Linked DNA regions of Homo sapiens: region 2 is linked to region 1. A link is a loop called in an ENCODE intact Hi-C map of the cell type or tissue named here. Cell type or tissue: B cell. All regions are shown on one strand.

What was found. Peaks named below come from ENCODE experiments on the same cell type or tissue, not always from the same donor. Only the 100,000 strongest peaks of a DNase experiment are listed, where the experiment ranks them.
Region 2: it touches region 1 in a loop (9-fold over the local background); 12 of 110 quality-filtered maps call a loop at or near these places.

Annotation. Positions count from the first base shown.
Region 1 is chr6:4,207,342-4,215,341 of GRCh38, forward strand. No RefSeq gene overlaps it. Among named protein-coding and RNA genes, the nearest start is that of ECI2-DT, 75 kb to the left of the region's middle. In B cell, CTCF peaks have their summits at 3,459 (motif pointing left) and 3,670; DNase peaks (open chromatin) are centred at 2,040 and 3,460; H3K4me3 peaks cover 1,142 bases; H3K27ac peaks cover 1,902 bases.
Region 2 is chr6:4,152,573-4,160,572 of GRCh38, forward strand. ECI2-DT (ECI2 divergent transcript) reads left to right here. Exons shown (of 4, transcript NR_103764.1): 3 at 2,269-2,421; 4 at 2,909-4,813. All of the region lies in intron 2 of LOC124901246 (a long non-coding RNA gene), which reads left to right. Among named protein-coding and RNA genes, the nearest start is that of ECI2-DT, 21 kb to the left of the region's middle. In B cell, CTCF peaks have their summits at 3,492 (motif pointing left) and 3,692; a DNase peak (open chromatin) is centred at 3,479; H3K27ac peaks cover 1,276 bases; H3K27me3 peaks cover 637 bases.

The sequences.
Region 1 (8,000 bases):
CCAGACTCAAGTGCAGTGATACTGTCTCAGCTCACTACAGCCTCAACCTCCTAAGCTCAAGTGATCCTCCTACTTCAGCCTCCCAAGTAGCTGAGACTACATGCACATACCACCACACCTGGCTAATTTTTAAATTTTTTGTAGAGATGAGGTCTCACTATACTGCCTCAGCTGGTCTCGAACTCCTGGGCTCAAGGGATCCTCCTGCCTCTGCCTCACAGTTGTGAGCCACTGTGCCTGGCCATTTTCAGACTTTAGAAAATGATTTTCATTTACTTTTTCCTGGGAAGGCTCTTGGGTACAATGTTATGTGTTATTTAAATCTAAACAGCAAACTGGCCAGCATTGCCCCTTAGAGTTTCCTCTATGGGGAGGTCATGGATCCCCTACTTGAACTCCTCTGTAGCAGGCACAGCAGCGAGTGCCTAAGGGTGCAGAGCTGGGGGCCCCATGGCTTTCCTAGCTCCCTTTCTTGTTCCTAGTGTTTTAAATTACACTTTTATTCCAAGGAAGGGCCCTGATTCCAACCACATGAAGTAACTATATTGGAAAGCCCTGTGGACTCCAAAGCACTGTAATTAAAGAGCAAGGGATTCCTTTTCAGATAATTGAAAGGTGGTGGCAGAGACCCAGGAGTTAAATACTTTTAGGCCATGTTTGCATGTAGATTTTCCTCTTTAAACCTGTGCTTTTTGCCTGTGAACACTATTTTCCTGGACATCCAACAGCAATTTTTGTAAGAGTTTGAAACAGTAGGTTTGCCTTCACCTGAGCACCTCTGCAGGCCATTGACAGATCCCATGGTGCCACAAGCAGTATCTCTGCAACTTTCTGAGCAAGTCTCATCTGCCTCCTGGGGTTCCACATGGCCATCAGGGGCCATCACTGTTAAATGCAAAACTCATGACTTTCTTGCTATCTTCTCCCTGAGGATGAGGGAATAACTTCTCTTCTTTGTGCTCGCACACCACCCTGTTCCTGCCTCTATAAATAGCACTGGCCACACTGAATTAGAATTATCCATTTGTCTCCCATTTCCTCAGGCCATCTGGACATACTCAGAGTTACCCGTGGCACCACTCTCCAGGGAGCTCCAGCTTCTCTAAGCCCTTTTTTATCTTCCATTTATTCTGGGTTCTGATTTTGCCTTGCCTCTGCAGTCTTAAAGATGTTCTTGCTGTACAGTTCTTGACTTTCTGCCTTCTTATCAGCCCAAAGTGACAATTCTGTGGCCTCTGGTACCTACCCAGTGCCTGGCATAGAGTAGGCCTGCAATAAGTATGACTGGCCAAATGAGAGTTCTACTATTATCTTTATCATTATTTTCTTTCTCTTTTTTCCTCCAGTTATTACCAATGGGGTGATTTGGTGAGGGCCAGACTTTCCTTCCAAATTAATAAGTGCAACTCTTCTAAGAATCAGGTGGCAAGAACTTACAGTTCCTACGCAGTAGTCAATATATTCTTTCACTTGTGCAGCCCCTGCTTATAGCTGATTCCTATGAAATGGAATTTCTCAACAGTTGAATTGAAGGAAATTTGGATAACACCACCTAAGGTCACTCCCATAACTATCCCTCCATGCCAATCTCATGGCTAGATGGGAAGCCTTCAGGAATATGTTGGGCAAGTAGGTTCATGTCAACCACAAAAATCTTCAAAAGGTTCTTCCCCTGAACTATGTATTGCTAAGTCCTCAAATCTAGTAGATTTGGCTTTGCTTCACCTGTAAAACACACAGATGCAGGAGATAGAAGGATACCCAACCACTCTTTGGATTTACTGAATCTCAGAAATAGATGAAATGGCCCTAGAAGGCATGCTAAGAACCTGTAAGTTTATTGTAGCCAAATCTTGGTACAAACATGTTTCAGTATCACCATGGCAATATCTCCTCAATGAAATGGGCCCAATAGTCCCATAGACAGTTGTTTTGGGATAAACATAGAAACACCCTTCTGCTGTTAAAGCTTGAAACTTGTATCTGTTTTATGAGTTCCTTCCTCAGGAAAGGACCTTCGGGAAGTATCAAAGAACTGAAACTCAGCAGATCACTGCACCAAACACCTCCTTGCCCCACCCTAGTTCCTGTTTTCTTACACATTGTTACATTTCCTCGGTGCTCTATAAACCCCTAGTTTTGGTAAGTCAAGGAGATGGATTTGAGACTGAGCTCCCATCTCCCTGGCTGCAGCACCTAGTTAATACTTCTTCCTTGGCAATACTTGGCATCTCAGTGATTGGCTTTCTGTGCAGCAAGAATCAGGGCCTAGACCAAACCTCTGGAGTTTTGGTAACATCAACAGTACAATAATAAATGGAAATAAATAAAATAAATAAAAACATTGTATATAGTAGACCAAATGGTCATAGTTACTGTGAGAATGGGAGAGCAGAAAAGGCAGTTGAAGGAGGAAGCAAAACAAGGGGTCAAAGAGAGGCAGAGTCAATTATATTAAAATCCAGTTAATTTTAATATAATATATAATTTAATATGATAAATACATAAAATATATAAAAATCAGGACTTGGAATTTGAGTGTTACAGATTTAGAACCTATTTGAGGTCCACTCCAGTTGACTATTTTATGCATAGTAAATTGAATTTTGATTTCTAAACTTTAGTCTCCTGACTTGCTAAAGTGCTCAGGCCTTACATGGTACAAAGGGCTTAAAAAATGAGGCTTAACTGATTTGGTGTCCAAAGTCCCAGCTTGTTTGGTGGACCATTGGAATATTGCTGGGAGAACAATAACAATTTTGGGAGACCAACACAAGACCTTGTGTCACAGTGAAGCTTATGAACCTTGACATCACTTAAAGGCAAGTGTGTGGTTTTTTTTTTCTAGGATAGTTCCCCAAATTAGGAACATCTCTTGTGGACCCTTGTTTGAGAATAAACACTAGTGCTCTAAGTCATTGTTTCCCTTCAGGAGTACTTGTGCAGATAAATAGGTCACCCCAATAGCTGAGTGATCCCACAACCATTACCATCTTTGGTTATAAAACGATCTCCACATTTAGATTTTGAGCTCCTGGAGGGGAGGTCTCCAATATTCTTTACTTTCTTTAATTTCTCAGCATCTTGCACATTGCATGTGTACGGTTAGGTGGAAGCTTCACGAGTGTTTATTAAATGATTGATCAGAAGAAACAGGGAGAGTAACTTCATGTAACTGGAGTGGCTTATTGAAAAGTTTGTCACCAATCCCTGTTCCTGTGTAGTAAACTTGTAACACATCTATGGCATTCCATCTTAAATTGTGGCTCCTACTGAATAGTACGCACATCTCAAGTAGACTTGGAGGCTCTGCTCACATGGCCTCTGCACCCCCTCTCATAGCTTGTTTTCTGATGTACCAAGGAGATTCTTGTATCTTTGAAGACTGCTAGCTCTAAGGCAGTTTCTTGTTTTTTCTCATGAAGGCGGTGAGGAATAGCCTTATTTTGAATCACTGTGACCCCTTGTGGGCATGTGTGGGGACTGCACCCCAACCTCTGTTCTAAGTAGTAGGCCCCATGCCTTGCTTGGGGCCACCTTGGCTCACTCTCCACTGACAATCTCAGTATAGTCTCCTCTCCTCCTACCGCCCCCCGCCCCCCGCCTCACCCACTGAAGACTGAGTGACCTGGAATAGGAGTATTCTAAACTGGAAGGCTTAATTCAGTGTGACAAGGCAACCCTATTAATTTGCCTCTGCCTTGAGTTGGGATTTCAAATCTCTCCCTGTGTCTACAGGATTGAACTGGCATGAAGTGCATTAGCTTCCCACTAGAGTTGGTGCAATTCTGCTTCAACTCCCTCTCCATCTCCCTTGGTGACTTCTTTACACCAGGAGGCAACCTGCCTTTATGGTTCTCCTTCAGCAAACACACACTTTTCTCCCCCAGAGACAGGTTTCCATGGAAACCAATCCAAGGGGAAACATTCTGGAGAGGTAGAGTTTGTGGTGTAAGGTATGGTGAAAACCACAAGAGGGGTGTGTGGAGAAGGCAGTTATGTCAGGATTATGTTAGAAATGTGAACAAAAATGTACTGAGGCAGTAGGAAAGCACATTAAACTTTAAAAGTGTTTTTAAATGTTGCTATTCAATGGGAGTGACATATCCTAGTGAAATCAGAAGGCCGTAGAGTGCCCACTGTGTATGAGGCATGATGCAAAGTGGAGGGAAGGACCCAGGTGGCAGATGTGGCCTCGCCTCAGGGAGTTTGCAGCCTCTTTGGAGAGATGAGATGGGCACACCAGACAATAGTACATCAAAGCAAAGAATGAATGGGACCCACACGACCAGAGAGGATGCAGCCATGACTCCTGCTTTAGGCCAATCATCTTACCTTTAGAAACCAATTTTTTTTTTATTTGACTGCTCTATTATATTAAAACAAATAGGCTGGGTGTGGTGGCTCATGTCTGTAGCCCAGCATTTTGGGAGGCTGAGATGGGAGGATCGCTTGAGGCCAGGAGTTTGAGAGCAGCCTGGGCAAGATGCGAAACCCCATCTCTAAAAATTTGTTTTAAAAAAATTAGCTGTGCATGGTGGAACGCACCTGTGGTTCTAGCTACTCAGGAGGCTGAGGTGGGAGTTCGAGACTGCAGTGAGCTATGATCGCACCATTACACTCCAGCCTGGGTGACAACGTGAGACTTGATCTCTAAAAAAAGTGAACTAATAAATAAAATAAGCAGTTAGAAGAACATAATCTATACCATGGTGAATTTAAGGAAACTCAATCTGTAGTCCCGAGTCTCAACCCCAATCAAAGGAAGATTTTAAAATATAGGAGTTAGTAAGGCATGCTTTTATAGTTTTGGAGATGAACAAGAAGTTAGATGAGTGGGACAGAGAGGAAACAATGGTTTACAACCTTGGCTATGCATGCAAATCACCAAGGGAGTTTTAAATACTACTGCTGCCTCCCTATCTTGGAGATTCTGACTAGCTTGGTTTGAGTCCAGAGAGCATGGACATTGGGATTCTTAAAATTTTCCCAAATGATTCTAGTGTGCAGCCACGTTTTAGAACCATTGGAAGATCCCATTCCTAGCACCTTCCTCCTCCAGCTACTGCAAAACAGGCACACATACACACACGCGCGCGCGCACACACACACACACACACACACAGTTCCTACTCTTATAATTTTTATCTTTGCAGAAAATTGATTAAATATAAACAGAATGGGACAGAGCTTTCAGTATACTCAAATTCAATAAGCAGATAATTATGTTTATATGCCAATGAGGGGGTGATATGGCCTGGAGGTGTACCACTCTAATGGATTGTGGGAAGACTTCAAATAGGTTTCCATAACTCTAATGTGCCTCTAATTGTGCTCTAATGTGCCTCTAATGTGATTGCAATAATGTGTCTCTGACCTTTGATATATTTCCTTCAGCCAGCTACAATTCTGACTTGGTGCCAGTGTTAGTGGTGTGATGTCTGTGCCAAGGGTCATGAAAATAGAATCTGGTTTTCAGTGTCTGTTACAACACATCACATGTCCCTAAGCCCGCTTTCTCTGTCTCAGTGTCTCTGTAACTGTCTTCTCTGTGCATCATCTTTCTACCTCTGCTTTTTCTTCTGAATTTCTGTGCAAAAATCAAGCACTTGGCAGAACAAGAATAACTTCTACTTTCTGACAAGGGTTAACTTGTTCCCATATAGAAATAATGTGCTTATTTTGTGTTTTCTGGTGGTAAAAATAGGAAAGGTGCTGCCTGATAAAACATCACCATGACATATAACATCCTTGTATTAGTCTTTTCTCATAGTGCTAATAAAGACGTACCTGAGACTAGATAATTTATGAAAAAAAAAAAAGAGGTTTAATTGACTTACAATTCAGCATGGCTGGGGAGGCCTCAGGAAATTTACAATCACAGTGGAAAGGAAAGCAAACATGTCCTTCTTCACATGGTGGCAGGAAGGAGAAGAATGAGAGCTGAGTCAAGGAGGAAGCCCCTTATAAAACTGTTAGATCATATGAAAACTTAACTATTATGAGAATAGCTTGTGGGAAACTGTCCCATTATTAAATTACTTCCCACTGAGTCCCTCCCATGACATGTGGGGATTATGGGAACTACAATTCAAGATAAGATTTGGGTGAGGACACAGACAAACCATATCATACTGCCCCTGGCCCCTCCCAAATCTTACTTCCTTTCTACATTTCAAAACATAATCATGCCTTCCCAACAGTCCCCCAAAGTCTTGACTCATTCCAGCATAAACTCAAAAGTCTAAGTCCAAAGTCTCATCTGAGACAAGGTGAGTCCATTTTGCCTATGAGCCTCTAAAATCAAAAGCAAGTTAGTTACTTCCTAGATACAATGGGGATACAGACATTGGGTAAATACATCCATTCTAAATGGAAGAAATTGGCTAAAACAAAAGGGGCTACAGGCCCCATGCAAGTCTGAAATCCAATAGGGCAGTCATTTAATCTTAAAGCTCCAAAATGATCTCCTTTGACTCCATGTCTCACATTCAGGTCATGCTGATGCAAGAGGTGGTCTCCCATGACCTTGGGATGCTCTGCCCCTGTGGCTTTGCAGGATACAGCCCCCTTTCTGACCGCTTTCATGGCTGGCATTGAGTGTCTGTGGCTTTTCCAGGCTCATGGGGCAAGTTGTCAGTGGATCTACCATTCCGGGGTCTGGAGGACGATGGCCCTCTTCTCATAGCTCTACTAGGCAGTGCCCCAGTGGGGACTCTGTTTGAGGACTTCAACCCCACATTTCCCTTCTGTACTGCCCTAGCAGAAGTTCTCCATGAGGGCTCCACCCCTGCAGCACACCTCTGCCTGGATATCCAGGCATTTCCATACATCCTCTGAAATCTTGGCAAAGGTTCTCAAACCTCAATTCTTGTCCTCTGTGCATCCATAGGACCAACACCATGTGGAAACTGCCAAGGCTCAGAGCTTGCACCCTTTGAAGCTGTGACCCAAACTGTACTGCCTTGGCCCCTTTTAGTTATGGCTGGAGTGGCTGGGATACAGGGCACCAAGTGCCTAGACTGCATGCAGCAGGGGGCCCTGGACCCAGCCCACGAAACCATTTTTTCCTCCAAGGCATCTGGGCCTGTGATGGGAGAGGCTGCCATAAAGGTTTCTGACATGCCTTAGAGACATTTCCCCCATTGTCTTGAAATTAACATTTGGCTTCTCATTACTTATGCAAATTTCTGCAGCCAGCTTGAATTTCTATCCAGAAAATGGGTTTTTCTTTTCTACTGCATAGTCAGGCTGTGAATTTTCCAAACTTTATGCTCTGTCACCTCTTGAATGCTTTGCTGCTTAGAAATTTCTTCTGCCAGATATCCTAAATCATCTCTTTCAAGTTCATTTTCACAGATCTCTAGAGCACGGGCAAAATGTCATTAGTCTTTTTGCAAAAGCATAACAAGAGTCACTTTTGCTCCAGTTCCCAACAAGTTTCTCATCTCTATCTGAGACCACGTCAGTCTGGACTTTATTGTTCATATCACTATCAGCATTTTGGTTAAAGCTATTCAACAAGTCTCTAGGAAGTTCCAGAATTTCCCAAATCTTCCTGTTTTCTGAGCCCTGCAAGTCTCTAGGAAGTTCCAAACTTTCCCATATTTTCCTGTCGTATTCTGAGCCCTCCAAACTGTTCCAACTTCTCCCTGTTACCCAGTTCCAAAGTCACTTCCACATTTTGGGGTATCTTTACATTATCCCCACTGCCCAGTACCCAGTACCAATTTACTGTATTAGTTTGTTCTCATGATGCTAATAAAGATATACCCATCTGGATAATTTATAAAGGGAAGAGGTTTAATTGACTCACAGTTCAGCATGGCTGAGGAGGCCTCAGAAAACTTACAATCATGGCAGAAGGAGAAGCAAACATGTCCCTTCCCACGGCAGCAGGAAGGAGAAGAATGAGAGTCAAGTGAAAGGGAAGCCCCTTATAAAACCATTAGATCTTGTGAGAACTTACTATCACAAGAATAGCATGGACGAAACCTCCC
Region 2 (8,000 bases), 55 kb before region 1:
GCTCTACTAGATTTTTTTCAACCTTTTTTCCCTCTTTTTTTGATGTATCTTCAAGTTCACTGTTTCCTCTGTCACATCCTTTGTGGTACTGAACCCAGCTAATGTGTTTGTTTTTTTTTAATATTGGTTATTGTGCTTTCAACTCTAAAATTTCTGATTTTTGTCCTGTATATCTTCTATTTCTTTAATGATACCTTGTATTTTTGCTTTTTCTTCAAGAGTGTTCAAGATTGCTCATACAAGCATTTTAAAAGCTTTGTCAGATACTTCCAACATTGGTGTCATCATGGCACTGGCATCTGTTGATTGACTTTTCCCATACATGTTGAGGTTTTCATGGTTCTTTATATGCTGAATACTATTTGAGTGTACCCTGAACATTTTGATTATTATATATAAGACTTCAGGTCTTGTTTAAATCCTATGGAAGATGTTGACATTTTTGTTTTGGCGGGCACTTGACCTGGTTAAGTTCAGGCCTCACATTTCAACCCACCTTCTCTGAGCTGCAATTCCAATGTTAGTTCAATTTTCAAAGCCTTTCAATGCTACTCAGATCATTCCCAATTGGGTGCCCCCCGTGAGTGCTCCTTACCTAAAAGGTCAGACTGGAACCTGGGGAGACCTGTCTCTTAAGCTCAGTCCTCAAGGTCTTTTGAATGCCAATTAGGATCAGATTTAGACATGCTCAGGCCAGGGGTTAGCCAGGAGTTCATAAACCTCTTTATGGAGTTCCTTTCCCAGACACTCTTATTTTATTTATTTATTTATTTATTTATTTATTTTTACTTCTCTGGGGATAATGCTGTATGCTTTCCCAAACTCTTCTCTCTCTGCTCTCTCCTTAGCACCTCTGGTTCCCTGAGGCTTTATTTTATGGTTGTCCAGCCAGTAACTACCCACTTCTGTGACTGCCTTACAGCAGTGCTGGGAGAGAGAGGGTGAGAGAGAGAGAGAGGAAGACAGAGAGGCAACAGTGTTTGTGGCACCTTCTTGGAGCTGCGGTTCTTCTGAACTGAGAGCAAGGTTTCTCTCCCTCAGAGCTGTAGCTCCTGCAGATTCCTGTTGCTGGCCTCTTTTGCTGCTGCACCGAGCCTGCTGTGGGCTTGCCTGAGGGTTGGGGCACCAGAGAGTGGAGAAGAAGGAGAGAAAAAAAATACTGAGGGATTTCCCACACACTCTCTTTCCCTTAAAAGACTAGAGCTACTACCATGCCATAATTAGCTAAAACTTCCACTTTCTGGAAGAACTGTCATTTTCTTACAGCTATTCACTTTCTTTCAACGTTCGTCACCAACATAAACACTAGACTCTCTTTGGGTGCTGTTTTCATTAAAGAAGTGAAACTTTTATCACTTCATGATGGTCGCTGAGTATGCTAAGGGAAGCAGAGAAAAACAGGGCTGCGTCTCCCTGTGGAGACTGGAGGTGGGCAGGCCCATCGATTGGCCAAGCGGCTCAGCGTAGCATCTGCTACTAAAATCGGGCCCCAGAAAAGTTACCCATTGTGCCATAATCATGTAGGCCTCTGGAAATCCTTGAGGAAACTCCAAATAGTGAATGTTAAATTAAAAAATGACAAAGTTCCATTTGATTGTTATCATTCTTGAGAGGTAATTTCACTATGATCTGTCAGGAAACATCTGTAAGAGATTCAGCCATAATGTGTTAAGGAGAAGGTTAGAAAATCTAGGGAAAAGCTCCTATCATTTTATAGTTTCTTTGGGGATTGAAATATATCTACTGAAGCAGGCTTCAAACTAGTGTGTCTAGAAATGGGATATCTTCACCTGGGATGGGGTAGTTGCCCTTGAGCCACATGACCCAGGCATAATTACAGATTTTCAGGAGTGGAAGAGACTTGAGATGCTATCTGACCAAACCTTCTGTTTTTACAGACGAAGAAACTAAAGCCAACATGTGAAGTAAGAACCTGTCAAGGGTCATATTAGGTCACATCAGGTCATATCCTAACATGTGTTGGCATCCTTTCCCCCTGTGCTGTCTGATATGCCTGGGAGACGCCCTCCGTCCTGCTTCCCACTAGGGCTACACTGGTATGTGAGTCCTTTGGGGGCAAAATCACCCATTTTGGGAATTTTGGAAGCAGAACAAAAGTGGCAGTGTTCTGATGGTTCTAGTTAAAGATGGAGAGGGATGTGGGTCTATTGCAGACATAAAGAACTCTCTTCTGAATGGGAGGGGCAGCCCAAGACCCTGGAATTACAATGTGATGGGACAGTTCAAGTCAAGTCTTTGTTTTGGCAGGTCAAACGGTGTAAACTTTGCTGGAAGGAACCTTACTCAGAGGGCCAATCACCTGCTTCTCTAGAGTTCTCAAGCTCTCCTGTGAGCACCAGGTTGAGCTGCAGAAAGCCAGAACCAGCTCAGAAACTGAGAAATGGACATGAAGATGCCCAGGTCTGCAGATGGTTTCCATTCTGAAAAGTGATAGTCCCAAGGGGGACTGGCATGCAGTCATTCATTCAACAATTGTGCTCCTACTCTGTGAAGTATTGGGGATACAGTGCTGAGCACAGACAGACCTAGTCTCTGTCCTTTGCACCTTTCAGTGAAGGATAGGAGGTAGACATTGATGCAACAAGCACCCGAGTAAATGTAAGACCATGCAGTGATAAAGGCCGTGGAGGAAGGGCCCATGCAGGGGCAGAAAACAGAGGAAGGGGCTGGTGGAGCAGCTCCTCTAGCTCAAGGCTGAGTGGTATAAACTGTAGCTACTGCATGATCTGAACGTGTCTTAAGGAGGGTATCCCCAAAGCGGGCTCATTGGGAGTTACTGTGGAGCGCTAGTTTATTGTAATTGCCATATGTTTATAAGTAATGGAATCCTAGAATTAGAAGGAACTTCGGTCACCTTTTAATTTAATATTTATCTTTCTCAATCCAGGAAACATCTCTACAGCATCCCTAACTGGGGGTTGATCCATTCATTTCCAGACACAGAGAACAGAGTCACATTCTGCTGTTTCCATATGTACCATTTTAGTAAGACTTCTTGGGGCACAAGGCAGGAAGTTGGGGACAATATATTTGTCTGCACCAAGGCAGCCTGAGAAGAGAGAAGTGAATACTCCTGGGGTTATTCTATATTATTCACTTAATATTCTAAGTGAGTCCTCTAGGGGTACCTGAGACATGGAGTATGAAAGTACACATTCACAAAAGTACCAGCTTTAAAACTAGATTATCTCTACTATTCAAAAACACCAAGGAAAGGCCACACAATGGAGACAAAGTGCATCTGAGATCTAGCAAATTTCCCTGTTGGCCACATACTGATAATGATGTATTAAAATCAATTCTATACTGTGGGGTACTTATTTGACATTAATAGGTACCATGGTGGTTTAACATAGTTGCTGCCCAGAGAAAACGCCGCACACTCACCTACACTAAAATGAAGTCTGAGTCAGCTGCCTCCCCTCCGCCATCCCTTCCAAAGCCAATGGTTGAAAGTCACAGAAGTCCCTCTGCTGCCACCTAGTGACGACAATGTGAATACAACTACACAGCCTCCTGGGAAAGAAGTTTTGAACCACGTTTGCTTCTAAAGGAAGCCTGTAATTACCTCTGAGTGCTCTATTTTGGCTACAATTTAAAAACATATATATTTTAAAACTCTATAAACTCTTATGCATATCCCTTTTTAAGAATCTGACCTGTAATGGATGTAGCCTCACTTTCAAGAACCTAAAAGCTATGCCCCCAATTCAGGGAGTAGAACAGACAGGCTTAAGAACAGTGCCTAAAAATGCCACTAAATTTATCTTTAAAATGCCTGTGGTTCCTTAGCACTTGAATTCCGTTATGCCCCTGGGTATAGTCACCTGGATGTTAGGGGCTGTCAAAATTCAGCCCTCAGTTGGTGATCAGTAGGTTTTCCCTTTAAGTGGTTTCTGAAAGGATTTTTTTTAAAAATCTTGAAATTCTCATGTCTGGATGATGTTTCCAGTTTTGTGGAAGAATAAAAGAAAAGGGACATGAAATTCTGGCTCCCTGGGGGCAGTGGCTGTGTCTTATTAATCTCTGTGCCCATTGTACCAACACCGGTCAGTCACAGCATGTACTCAACCAATGCTGATGAATGCAGAGGGGCGAGGGGCTGGCACGCTCTTGACCCCTTATAGGGGCTGCGTCGATGGCCAGGGTTCAATGGGAACTTTCTGGTACAGTCTTGCTCTGCCAATCTTTCAAATTAAGTGCAGCACAATTGGAAGCCTCACATTCTCATAGACGGGTTGAGGAGGGCATTAGGGGCAGAAAGGCTCACATAAGGCCTGAGCGTGAGGTTTCCTGCCCAGCACTGCTGTGCCATTGCAGCCCACCTTCTTCTCACCTTTCCTTCCACACCACGGCGCGGCAGGTGCAGAAACCGTGCTGGGATTGAGGCCCTAGAGGCTGACTACAGGTCTTGGGGGCAAAACATCTGGACACACAGCTGAAGATGAGCCAAGTATATTAGTCAGGGTTCTCTAGAGAAACAGAACCAACAAGATAGAGAGATGCAGAGAGACAGAGGGACAGACAGACAGATTTAAGTAACTGACCCATAAAATCTTGGAGGCTTGGCAAGTCCAAAATCTGCAAGATGGAAGTGGGCTGGCACATTGGAGACTCAAGGAAGAGTTGCACGTTGAGTTCAAAGGCCGGCTGCTGGCAGAATTCCTTTCTGCTCAGGTGAAGTCGGTCTCTGTTCTATTAAGACCTTCAACTGATTGGATGAGGTCCACCCATATTATGAAGGGTCATTTGCTTTACTCAACATCTACTCATCTAAATATTAATCTCATTGAAAAAAAACCCCAGAAACATCCAGAATAGCATTTGACCAAATGTTTGGACAATGCAGCCTAGCCACATTAACACACAAAATTAACTGTCACAGCAAGACACCAGGGAAGCATTGGAAGATGTTAGCGGCTGTCATTGAAATGGGTGCCGTCAGGTGGACGGCAGCCATCCATCGGGCAAGAGCGGGGCAGCTGGAAGGGCCCTCCCCTCCCGTTTGCTTTCTGCTCTTCACAGCTCACGGATAGAGGAATTTTCTCAGCACATTTCCCAGGAGGAGTTTGGCACCACCATTTCTTGAAAACAGATGTCTGCAGGGATGTGTGTGTGCCTGTGAATATGAAGTCCAGAGCCTGGGACTGAGAACAGCAAGGGGAACAGGTGGCCACAGGGGAGTTGCCAGATTGCTGACTTAAGATGTGCTCCCAGGGCTGCACTGGTGTCGGTCGTGAGAGCGATCACGGTTTGTGCAACGTCTGAACTTTCTATCAACTTATGGTTTAATCAATTTGCTGTTTACTCCAGCTATTTGCAACCTCTCCTCAGTTACTTGGTGTTCAGCAGTGTAATATATCTTCATGTGTGAATATAAATATACTATTTAGTGGAAACTAAAAGGAATTGTGGAGGAAGAATTTTTTTGGATAATTTTATGTTTTCATAATGTAAAAATTAAAGATATTTGAAGAGTTGAGTATGTCAGTTTTGGGGATGCAAGAGAATGACTTCGGGACTACCATAATATTTAAAATCATCACTACTCTTTCTTTCCACCTAAGTCTCATAGCAAAAGAGGAAATTTACTTCAGTCTCTTTCTGTAGCAGAACATTATCGTGCTGTATTCCTGTGTTCACTTATCTGCGCTGGATTGTGAGTCCTTACAGAGAGAAATTGTTATGTGCTATGTTCCCAACACCTGCACATTATAGGTGGTCACTAAGTGCTTGATGAATAAATGAATGAGGGAATAATATTGTTTATTATTTTTTGCTGTTATTTATAATTGGGAGTGGGTAGGATTTGGATTATGAAGACTCTGGGAAGCCTCATAAGAACCTCAGACTCACTGGGCACGGTGGCTCACACCTGTAATCCCAGCACTTTGGGAGGCCGAGGCAGGCGGATCACGAGGTCGGGAGATCGAGACCATCCTGGCTAACACGGTGAAACCCGGTCTCCACTAAAAATACAAAAAACTAGCCAGGTGTGGTGGCGGGCGCCTGTAGTCCCAGCTACTCCAGAGGCTGAGGCAGGAGAATGGCCGTGAACCCAGGAGGCGGAGGTTGCAATGAGCCGAGATCGCACCACTGCACTCCAGCCTGGGCGACAGAGCAAGACTCCATCTCAAAAAGAAAAACCTCAGACCAGACTCAACGTGTCCAAAAAAGAGCTCACCTTGTACCCCTAGATCCTGAAGCGGCTTCCAGTAGCTCAACCTCCTCCCATCCAGTTCCATCTCTGCCAGGGATCTTTTAAAAATGCAAATCTCATTATGTCTCTTTCCTGCCTCAAACCTCCCAGTGGTTCTCCAGTCTGTCAGGAGAGGGTATAGACTGTGGCCTGGCCCGGGAAGTTCTTTGAGGTCAACCCCTGCCTACTCATCTTGCTAACTCTTATGGCTCTCTGACACTAGGCTTTTGCTCCAATCATATAAGCAACTGTATTTCCATAAAATTGCAATGTTCTTCCCTACCTCCTCACTTAACTAATTTTCACTTTACTGATCATTTCTTATTTTACTATCAGCGTCTCTTTCTCCTTATTCTTCAGGGAACATTTCTCTCCACCATCCTGTGCCACACTGTGGGGGTGTCAGTAACACCCTCTGTCCTCTCCTGGCCAAAGGAAAGGGGTGTCATTCAGCCCAGGCCCCTGGATCCTCATCTTGGGATTTGGAAATGTGACCGAAGTGACATAAAAAAAAGACATGAAGTGCGAGGAGCTCATTCAGTCAGCTCTGCAGCTCCAGCTGGGTTACCTGTGAGTCCTTGCTAGCCAGATCCCTTGATTTGCCGTGACTCCTGCCTTTGCCAAGTCTGTCTTCATAGATTCTTTCAAATGTGGTTCCATCTTGCCTGAGTTCGTCAGAGCCAGATTCTGTGCTGTAATAAAAAACCCCAAATCAACTCACCTCTCACCCTCCACAATGCAGCTTCTGGAAGATTCCAGATGCCCCAGCCTGACTGAGAATTCTCTCTCCTCTGCTCTCAAAGTCCCTTTGGGTGCTTCTACCAAAGCACTGACAGCGTGATTCTGATTTGATCGCTGGTGTCTGAGAGCTGTGAACGTCTTGATGGTTTTGGCGCCCAGCACCATTCCTGCCTCATAATTGGCACGTGATAAAGGCTTGTCGCATTCCCTCATTCAAAATAAACATAGAAGACAATCCAGAGATTGCAGCTTCACAGAAATCACAGAAGGAAATTTATATTTATAGAGACGGCATATAAAATTTTAAAACAATTTTAATGAAAATCTTGAAAATAGACATTCTCTTCTTTAAACAACATAAACTGAACAAACTCAGTCTGTTTTGGTGCCTCTGTGAGTACCCTCGGTTGCTCTGGGCTGCTGTGCGATGCTGACCGGGACTTCCTCAGAGGCCTCATCTTCTGCATCCAGTGGACTTGCAAGCCACTTTACACTTCCTGGGTGATAAGGTTTGGATTTGTGTCCCCGCCCAAATCTCACGTGGAATGTCATTCCTAATGTTGGAAGAGGGGCCTGGTGGGAGGTGATTGGATCATGGGGGCAGAATTCCCTCTTGCAGTTCTCTTGGTAGTGAGTTCTCACAAGATCTGGTTGTTTAAAAGTATGTAGCACCTCCTGCTTTCGCTGTCTTCCTCCTGCTCCCGCCATGTAAGACGTGGCCTCCTTTCCCTTCGCCTTCCGCCATGATTGAAAGTCTTCAGAGGCCTCCCCAGCCATGCTTCATGTACAGCCTGTGGAACTGTGAGCCAATTAAACCTCTTTTCTTCATAAATCACCCAGGCTCGGGTATGTCTTTACAGCAATGTGAGAACGGACTCATACTGTGGGTCTGTAGCCTCTTTCCATGGTATTATCTCATATTTTTCAATGTTTCTTTGATGCATGTTTTAAGAAATGTTAATTGAAAGCATGTCATGGGACAGGCACTGGATTACGTCTTAGAAATGCCAAGATGCACAGCCACAGTTGCTTTCTCCAG